2 separate regions of the Mus musculus genome follow, and region 2 is linked to region 1. Evidence: chromatin loops called from intact Hi-C (ENCODE). Cell type or tissue: heart. All regions are shown on one strand.

Region 1 (5,000 bases):
AGAGAGATGGGCCATGGTTGCGAGCCATGTTTGCATGCAGGTATGCATGCGCATTAAAAAAAAAATGTCAACCATACATCTTGTTGTTGATTTTTGTTACTGTTGTTTATTCTGAGACAGAGTCTCACTATGTAGCCCAGGTTATCCTGGAACTTATTCTGTAGACCAGGCTGTCCTTGAAATCACAGCTCTGCCTGCCTCTGCCTCCTGAGTGCTGGGATCAAAGGTGTGGGCCACCACTGCCTGGCTCAGACCTGTCAGAGCCATTCTCCCCCCCTCTGTGCTTCCTATGTGTGTCTGCATGGAGGCCTCGGGCCAGCACTGGATGTCTGCCTCATCACTCTCCGCTTTACTTTCCAGACAGAGTCTCTCACTGAACCTGCAGCTCACTGGCTCAGGGAGGGTCTGGGTGGCAGGGGGTAGGCGTGGTGGGTAGGTGGGTGCAAGGGGTTATCTGCCTGTTCCCACCTCCTCAAGAGTGGGAGATCCCCGACATGTGCCACCTTGCCTGGCTTTTTCTGTGGATGCTGGGATCTGAACCCAGGTCTTTTTGCTGTCACAGCGGGTATTTTACCCCACTGAGCTTGTGAGAGCCTTTATCAGCTCTAAAAGCAAGACGCATGTCAGGTAGCACTTGTCCACACATGAGAACCCAGAAGCCTGTCCCGTGAAGCATTTACACCAGTGTCGCTAGAGGGGAGTGAAGGGCTGACCACAATGCTCCCTAAAGCTTGGACTGAGTATAAAGAGGGGCACAGTGTGTCTGGGGGGTCTCATAGACACGTAAGTGTAAACATTTTCCATTCCTGTCCAACATCTTTCGAAGTCTGAGTGGGCCCGGTGCCTGTCACCTCTCCCCAATGTTCACCAACACCCTTTTCTAAGTTCCTTTCCCTTGCTACGATGTGTTTGGCTACAGGAACTAGCTTCCGTCTCTAAAGAATCAGTAAAATGCAAGCGCCCACCAACACCACCAACCAGGCCTGGGCGACGGATCCAAGGTGGGAGCCACAGACATGGGGTGAGGGTGAGCTTTGCCGGCTGACCCTCAGGGTTGGAGTCCTGGCATTATCTCTCATCAGCAATCAAGGGGACATCGGTGAATCAACCAATATTGTGATTCACAGGACCCCAGGCATCAACAAGCCCCCCTTAAATGTCAATGCTGGGGTTAGCATCCTGTGGAAGGAAATGTAAGGCCCCCTCCCCAGATACAGGGAGAGCCTTAAGCCTCGGAAGCATCCAGCCTGACCCCCACCCCAGCCTTTCTCCCGTCTTCTGGGCAGCTGGCCCAGGCTAACACCAGCCAGCTGTTCACGGAACCAATCCGTGGGTACAGCTTCCCATGGGCACCAGGTGGGGGCTGCCCTGAATGCTGGCAGAGCCCCTGGGGGCTGTGCAGATGCATCCCCAATCTCTGTCATGGGGTGGTATCAACCCTCCATTTTACCAGTATCACCAGCAATATCAGCTCTCCATGGTAACACAATTCCCCTCCCTGGAGTCCCATCCTGAATTTTCAGCGCCCCCACCCCACCCCAGCCCCACGCCTGTTGCAGCATGTCTGTTTTATCCATTTTTCTGGTACCCCTTTGGCTGTCATCTCTGCCACCATCACCCTGAACCAGGCACTGTCTCTCACAAGCCCAAGATAGCCCCGCCCCCTTGGCTTGCCCAGCCTCTGTGGTCCTTCATCCACTTTGCATACAGCAGTTGCTATAGTCATCTCAGAGGTCATGGAAAGCCACGGGGTCTTTGTAATCACTGTCCCTTCATAGCTATCCAACCTGAAACACTCCTTCGTCCCTTTTCACACACTAATGTAACTCTCTGACTGGGGGGTGGGGTGGGGGGGTGTGAGGGGTTGTTTCACATCCCCTGACTAGATACCCTTCACCGTTTGTAACTCAGTGCTTGTTTACGTGGTCGCAAGATCAATGCCGGTCCCTCCTGAATAACCGAGAGCCACTTAAGACCGAATCTTATATGCCTTGCTCAATTCCTCATTTTCAGCCCCACCTCACCTCCACCTCCCTCCGGACACCAGCCCAGTGTCTGGTACTTCTTCGGTACCCAGTGGCATCTCGCTGAATTAGTAAGAACTCACTAAAGGAGCCACCCAGGCACCTTCCGTGATTCCAAATCACATCTGGCATAAGGGGAATCGGGTCCTGGGTCCCGGCTTCGGCTGTGGAACCACTGCTAAAGAGGAAGCAGTTCCTCAGCTGACCACCAGGTGGCGGAATGTCTCTGGTTATGGAGCCTGCTGGAGCCCGGCTCTAAATGGCCCATTGACAGAGGTTGTGAACTACCCCGAGGGCGTGTGGGAGGGGTGGGGCAGAGATTCCAGATAACCCTGAAAATCAGATGAGCTAATCAGCCTCCAGCCAGAAAAACATGCAGGGGAGGATGCAGGTTTTGTGGAGCCCTGCAAAGGGATGTTGTGGGTGGCGACTGAGGGAGTCGGGCCAGGGAGGGGAGCTGGTGAGGGTGAGGCAGATCTCTAGAAGTGCAACTGAGAATCCCAACCGTAACCTTGCCACCTTCCAGCTATCCCGACCCACTGCCATGCTACCCACGGGGGACATGGGATTCCAGCTGCCTGTTTAGAGCACTTCGGGGCTGGGGGAACCACACCATCAATGTGTAGAAGTGTGTTAGAGCCCCCGTGGCTAAACTTTGGTTGGCTACTGCATGAATGAATTCCGTAACGTGGTGAAGGATGCAGGAGTCCAGACTCTACCCAATGATCTTCTGTGTGTTTGGCCCAAAGAGATACGCAAACCGGGGAAGAGGATTACCCAAGCAGAGCAGACCCCTCCCCCTGCCCACTGGTGCGGCTCACCCCGGAACTCCTCATCAGTCAGGCGCTTCTTGTGGGTCAACAAGAAGGAGAGCAGTCCATCTAGGTCCGCAGTGGAGCCCCGGGACACAATGTCAAAGAGGATGGGCCGATTGAAGACTTTGAGGATGGGGGGTGGCTGGGGTGCAGGAGCTTTGGGGCTCTGTGGCTGCTTCCTAGAAGGGAAAAAAGAAGGATACCAGGAGTTTAGCCTCTGCCTGCACTGTGCTCCCTCACCTAAGGTAGTCAGAGGTTGGGGGAAATGAAACCCAAGGGACTAAAGAATACTATGGGATGCTTTGCCCAGGAAGAGGTAAGCTGGCCTACTGTGTGTTGGGCAGAAAAACAGGAAAAGGATGCAAGCCTGCACATCCTCTAGCCCACCCACCTCCCCCCTCCATCTAACCACTCACTCACTCAGTCACCTATCCACCCACCCATCCATCCATCTGTCCACCCACCCACCCACCCATCCATCCATCTATCCACTCACCCACCCATCCATCCATCTACCCACTCATCACCCATCCATCCATCCCTCTATTCACCCACTCACCCCTCCCCCCACTCACCCCTCCCTCCATCTTTATGCTCATCTGTTCATCCTTCCACCTCACCACTCGCTGCCTACCCCCTTCATCCCTCTCACCTGCCTATTCATCTTCCCCGTCCTCCATCTAACATTTACTGAACACCTTTGTGTGTGAGAGACAGGGTCTTGTGTCACCCAGACTGGCTTTGTAAGGGACATGCAACCCAAACTGATCTTGAATGTCCCACCTTGGCCTCTTGAATGATGGGACGTCAATGCAAGCCACTATGCCTGGCTTATGCAAGGATGGGAACCGAAGCCGGGGCCCTGAGCATGCCGGGCTGGTACTCGACCACCTGAGCTTACCATCTGGCCTTTCATGAGCACTGTCTGAGGCGAAAAAAGCCTGGCAGAAGGCAGGGGAAGGAACTGGTTCACTCGCTCGCTCCCTCATTAATTTCATCATCCAACGATGTTTAGGACAGAAGAGGCCATAAAAGCGGGGTATTAGCCCAGAGCCCACTACACACAAGCATGCAATACATGTTAGCCAAAATCACCATCATTCCTGAGAACCACGTGTCTGAAGCCTGTGTGTGCAAGGCAGAGGTGCTGAGCCACAGAGCAAGGCAGAGAAGCGTGACAGGACCCAGAGAGGGCTGAGGAAGACAAAAGAGAGACATCTGTATAGTCATTCCGCAAACATTAATTGGGCACCAGAGAGAAAGAGCTAGCCTGGACACCATGAGGACAGAGATCCTCTCTCTGCCATGTTGCCATCCAGCCCAGGCTGGCACAGATGGGATGCATCAGAACTTATGTGAATAAGAGAGGCAGAGAGGGGCTGGAGAGATGGCTCAGTGGTTAAGCGCACTCTTCCAGAGGTCCTGAGTTCAATTCCCAGCAACCACATGGTGGCTCACATCCATCTGTAATGGGATTTGATGTCTTCTCCTAGTATGTCTGAAGACAGCTACAGTTTATTTAATAAATGAGGGGGGGAGGGGAAAGGGGAGAGAGAGAGAAACAGAGAGAGAGAGAGAGAGAGAGAGAGAGAGGAAGGAGGAGAGAGAGAGAGAGAAGATGGGGGGGGGGAGCAGAGGACCAGGAAGGAAGAAGAAAAGGAAGAGAGCAGCTACATAGGGCATGAAGTGGGAGGCCTGGTCTCCTTCATCCCTCTTCTCAGGGCCCAAAGGCACTATGGGAAAGAGGATGCTGGCCATGGAATGCTCCACAGAGCAAGAGCTGGAGCATCCTCCAACCAATTTTCCTGATCCTCTGACCCTCTATATAAAAAGAACTTGGTTCCCACCTGATACCACTGGATACCACTGAAAATCTTTAGGACCCCAATTTTTGCCTTGGTTCCCCCCCAATTTTTTCGAATTCCTCCAGGGAGCAGGCTAGGGTGCACCCTCAGGAAGGCTTGAGGGAGGGAAGGGAGGTGGTACAGTAGGACTCCCTGTTGCTTGGGGCCTCAGTTTCCCCATCTGAACAGTGACTGGACAATGTCCCTCACAAGTGATTGACTACACCGCCTTGGTCCTGATGAGTTACACTCTTGCACATCTGGGCCAGGGATGGCTGCCTAACCATGTGGTTGTCCTGTCTGGGTGCCACCTTCCT
Region 2 (5,000 bases), 52 kb after region 1:
GGAGCGAGCGAGGGTGACTCGTCTGCCTTAGCTTCAGCTGCCTCCTTCCATCTCTTCCCAAACCAGCCGGACATTTAGGCACTAGGGGTGCCCCCAAGTGCAGCCATGCCACGTTGGTGAGGGACAGGGAAGTCATGCCACCACCACTGTGGAGCTGCTGATGGGTTGCAGCACCCTTTTGTGGCTTATGTATTGAGGGGCATTGTACCCAGAGGGTGCTCTGTAGCATTCTGCTCCACCCCTCAACGACAAAGAACAAAACCATCTCCACAGACAAGCAGATACTGCCCCCCCACCCCCTCTAAGGAACAAAACTGCCATCCCTTGAGAAGCACTGGCTCCAGCAGATTACGAACCCAGGACAGGCTGGCTCGAACTAGCAACTACTCAGAAAGCCAAGGGCACAGAAGACATAGTGTTGTCGGGGCTGGGAGGTGACTCAGCAGGTCACTGTGGAGCCCCATGACCTGAGTTTGGTTCCCAGAACCCATATTGTGGAAGGAGAGAACAAACTTCCGAAAACGGTCCTCCAGCCCCCGCCTGTCTGTCCCCCCCCCCATGCCAACACACACAAATAAATATATTTTTAAAAACAACATAATGCTGTCATAAAAACCAAAGCTAACGCCAACAGCTCCCTCTCTCTGGAGATGCAATCTGATCTACAGCTGAGATACAGGCGAAAAAAAGCAGGTCTTAGGCATGCCACGGGTTGACAGAGCACCCACTGGGCAGTGCTGGAGCTTTCTCAGCCTCTGAGAAAGCCTGAGACCTGCTCTCGGGATGCTCCTCCAGGCTGGCGCATTGGGCCCGAAACTAGATTCAAGAACTTCACACAAGTTCCTTTCCACAGCTAACACCCACCCTTCACAGGCTCTCATTTAGTCCCCACCCCCAAACCTGCCATTTCACAGATAGGGACTCCAAGACACAGATCTACATGGCCACACACGCCCTATCCCCACCAGGGGTTGAGTGGGTGCCAGACCTCCTCAGGCTAAGGCGGTTTCAAGGCTCTGTCCAAGTATTTCAACTGGACTCTGTACCCGGGAGCTGGTGTCATCCTGCAAAGTCACCAAGTGAGCTAGCAGGGTAGGGCGCTGGGAGCGTCCCCACCAAGAAGAAAGCTGGGCTCAGGTAGCAGCACCCTCTGTGAACCGCAAGGCAAAGGGCAGGGCAGGAGGCATTAGTTTTCCTTCCACTTTACAACAAGGTCTTAGGCTGGAGGAGGGGCGGGGAGAGAACGCGCCTGAAAGTGGCTTGGGGACTCATTCCAGCGCTCCTGGGAGGTGCTTCAACTTGACATATGGAAGACCGGACTTTTTCCTTTTCGAAAGGGGGTGGGGATCCGAGCTAAGCACCCTGCAGCTGACATCACCCCCACAATCCAGCCCCCTTTCCCAGATGGGGGAAACCCTTTTCATGACTTCCTCTAAAAAGGGCCCTTGAGTTTTGCAGCTCCATCTTCAAGTCCTTGGAGGTGGTGGGGTGGGATGGGGGTGTTCTTTGGTCTGGGATGGGAAGAGGCTGGGGTGGGGGGTAGGGCTTATCGTTCAGAGTGAGGGTGGGGGAGAATTGAGAACCATTCTGAAGGGGGCGGAAAATGAAGCCGGGGATGAAGATGTTAGGCGCAGCCGGAGGGCTGATGAAGCATGCCCACGGTGCAATAGCAAGCGGTGTTTGGGTGCAATGGATGACAGGGAGTTAAGGGCCCGGGTGCATCTGAGGAAGAGGGATCTGGGCAGGTGAGGAGGACTGGCAAAGCCCGGGACTCACCAAAGAAGGGCGGCAGGTGAGCCACAGCCTCCAGGAAGGGCCCGGTCTCGATCTGCCGGTCTGCGGGCAGCGGCTTGAGCAGGTGCTCGGCCAGCAGCGCCATTTCGGGGTCGAGGCCCTTGGTGATGCCCCAGCCCGCGCCGAGGGCGTCCGCGCCCGGGCTGTCGCCGCCCGCCGCCTCCCGGGACGCCAGCGTCGCCACTTCCGCCCGCGCCTCGCAGCGAGCGCCGAGCGCCGCCCGCAGGCCGGAGCCATGGAGCACTCGGCCCCGCCCCTCAGGGGCTCTGCCAATGGGCGCCCACCGCCGCGCCCTTCCGACCAATCGAAGCCCGCCGCCCCCGCAGCCGCCGCGCCATTGGTCTGGAGGCGGGGCTTAGCGGAAGCGCGGGCGTCTTGCACCTGGTGAGCCGCGCCCAGGTTGGGATGCTCTGGCCGGGTTTACAGCTCAAACCCTGACGGGGCCTTGTTTCCCAATCCAGGGTCCTCCAAAGTGCCAGGTTCGCGCCCCACAGCCTACACCCCGGCTCACCTCAGCCACAATGCAGCCTAGCTGCTGCGTCCTGAAACACAGAGCTCAGTGTGTTTAGGGAACACTCCCTAATTCCATGGAGAGATAACAGCCCAAATTCCAAGTGGAGAGCCTGGTACTCCGCCCACACTGAGTATTCAGTAATCCTACTCTGCACTGCTGCTGCTCCGTACTGTGATGGTCACGGAGGATAGAGTGACCATGGCGCTTAAGCAAAGCCTTAAATTGAGGGAGCCGGAGAGCTGTGAGCGGTGCACGGGAAGGGCGAGCAGGGGCTGGGAGTAATTTGGGCAGTGGTGGCGCACGCCTTTAATCCCAGCACTCGGGAGGCAGAGGCAGGTGGATTTCTGAGTTCCAGGACAGCCTGGTCTACAGAGTGAGTTCCAGGACAGCCAGGGATACACAGAGAAACCCTGTTTCGAAAACCAAAAAATAAAGGAAGGAAGGGAGGGAAGAAGGGAGGGAGGGAGGGAGGGAGGGAGGGAGGGAGGGAGGAAGGAAGGAAGGAAGGAAGGAAGGAAGGAAGGAAGGAAGGAAGGAAATTAGTTGTGGTTCATAGTAAGGGCAGTGAGAAGATGTCTAGGGGCCAGAAAAGCATATACTAAATCTTGTTAAATGATTTTAATTTACCCTTTCAGGAGGCAGATGGCAGAAAGATTGACCCAAACTACAGGCATGACCCCAAGAAGTCGCGGGCGGGGAAAGATCCGACCGTCCTTATCTCTTGCATGCCCAGTCACGTTAGATCTCCTACTGATAGGTGCCCAAGCCACCAATTTCAGCTTGTTCCCACCCCACCCAGACTCCCCGCCTCGGGCATCCCAAGATGCAATCTTCCTACAACAGCCTCCCCAGTGTCCCAGCTCTGCCAGAACCCCACCCACCTTTGGGAAGACTCCCTAATTCCATGGAGAGATAACAGCCTGCACTGGGGCCTCTGGCTTCAGAGAGAATCCTGATGGCTCAACCTGCTCCATTCCAGCTGAGACACTCAGAAACCACATGTGACTCGACACAAGAAAGATGGATCTTTTAGATAGTAGCTTGGTGTCCTGAGACAGGTCTTGAAAGTTCACCCATCCATTCATCCTTCCCTTTCTTCATCTCCCCATCCCTCCCTCTCTGCCTCCACCCGTCCATCCACCCGTTTGTCCATCCACCCGTTCGTCCATCCACCCGTTCCTCTACTCATCAGAAAGCACTTGCTCTAGAGTTGACTCCTTTTTTGTTTGTTTGCTTGGGGTTTTTTTTGTTTGTTTGTTTTTGTTTTTTTGAGACAGGGTTTCTCTGTGTAGCCCTGGTTGTCCTGGAACTCACTTTGTAGACCAGGCTGGCCTCAAACTCAGAAATCTGCCTGCCTCTGCCTCCCAAGTGCTGGGGTTAAAGGCCTGCGCCATCAAGCCTGGTTTAGTTCTATTTTTCTTGAGACGGGTATTATTGTATGTTACACTGGAACCCCTGCACATCCCCTACACAAGCTGAGAAACCCCATCTTTCCTCCTTCCTCCAACCCCTCCCACCCAGATGAAACTCCCCCTCTACCCTGTCCCCCCATGCCCCACGCCTGCTTGGAAAAAGCTCAGGGCTAATATCTCTCCATCTCTCCATTTCCACCAACCTACCCAAGAGTGCCCGCCCAGGGGCTCAGTTTCTGACCATGTATGATCACCATCAGAGCTCCTAACTGGTGGTCATCACTCCTCATCTAGGTGATATAAAACCCCCTTGCTTTATCCTGGATGTGTGACTTCACTAACCTGGGAGATGGGTGAACCCACTGAGAGTTGCCTCCTAAACCTGCCTCTATCTGCTTTTAACCTGGTCTAATGTGGCCTAGACCTGCATCCCTGAGGGAGAGAAAATGCCCATCACTGTATAGCCAAGGCTAGCCTAGAATTGGCTCTATAACTCAGGCTGGCTTCAAACTCCAGGCAAATCTTGCCACAGCTTCTAAAACTTCTAAAACCATTTTAAAAAAACAAACAACCAAACAAACAAAAACTAAACAAAACAACAACAAAACCCCATGATCTTAAATTCTTGAAAACATTGCAACTCCCATACAAAAACCGGGCCACTGAAATCAGCTAAACACTCTGATGCTCATTCTCTCCAAACAAAGATGTTCCAGAAAGCCATGGTTTGCCCACCAGCAGGAAACTAATAGCATTGATCAGCCTCAATTCGCCTTTGTGTCTAGGACCCCAGTCCTGGTTTCATGCAGTATGGTTGCCTGATCTCTTAGGTCCATCAGTCTGGAACATTCCTCAGTCTTTCTCGAAATCCCATGACCAACACTTTTGAAAAGGACAGTTAAGCTAAAGAGGGGCTGTCTGACGTTTTCCATGCAGATCACAGGTCCTGTGTCTCACAACACAACAGCAGCGTGCTGTGTCCCCTCGCTGTAACCCTGCAGATGACACATGTGTGGTTTCAGTGGTCCTATATTGAAGTTGTTGGTGTGATATGGTCTCCCTGTAGAGATCAGGCTGACCTCAAACCCACAGAGATCTGCCTGTGTCTGCCTTCTGAGTGCTGGGCTCACAGCTACGTGCCACCGTAAAGGGCTCAGATCTTAACTTCATTCGAATAAGGTCCCTTCCACTTGGATCCACTATTATGCTGTTTTTTTTTCCTTTCTAAAAAGTAACCAATGCCCCATACTCAGGGTCTATCACCACTGTGCAGAACTGGG

The links. Peaks named below come from ENCODE experiments on the same cell type or tissue, not always from the same donor. Only the 100,000 strongest peaks of a DNase experiment are listed, where the experiment ranks them.
Region 2: a loop joins it to region 1, with 4 times the contacts of the local background. A loop is called at or near these places in 8 of 42 quality-filtered maps.

The regions. Positions count from the first base shown.
Region 1 is chr5:114,637,279-114,642,278 of GRCm38, forward strand. It overlaps Trpv4 (transient receptor potential cation channel, subfamily V, member 4), which reads right to left. Exons shown (of 16, transcript NM_022017.3): 3 at 2,846-3,018. Among named protein-coding and RNA genes, the nearest start is that of Trpv4, 19 kb to the right of the region's middle. In heart, no CTCF peak of the experiment used is centred here; DNase peaks (open chromatin) are centred at 1,619 and 2,323; H3K4me3 peaks cover 651 bases; H3K27me3 peaks cover 4,512 bases.
Region 2 is chr5:114,688,983-114,693,982 of GRCm38, forward strand. It overlaps Gltp (glycolipid transfer protein), which reads right to left and starts at 1,953. Exons shown (of 5, transcript NM_019821.2): 1 at 1,777-1,953. The coding sequence starts at 1,879. In heart, a CTCF peak has its summit at 2,039; DNase peaks (open chromatin) are centred at 1,309 and 2,099; H3K4me3 peaks cover 2,078 bases; H3K27ac peaks cover 1,648 bases; H3K27me3 peaks cover 966 bases.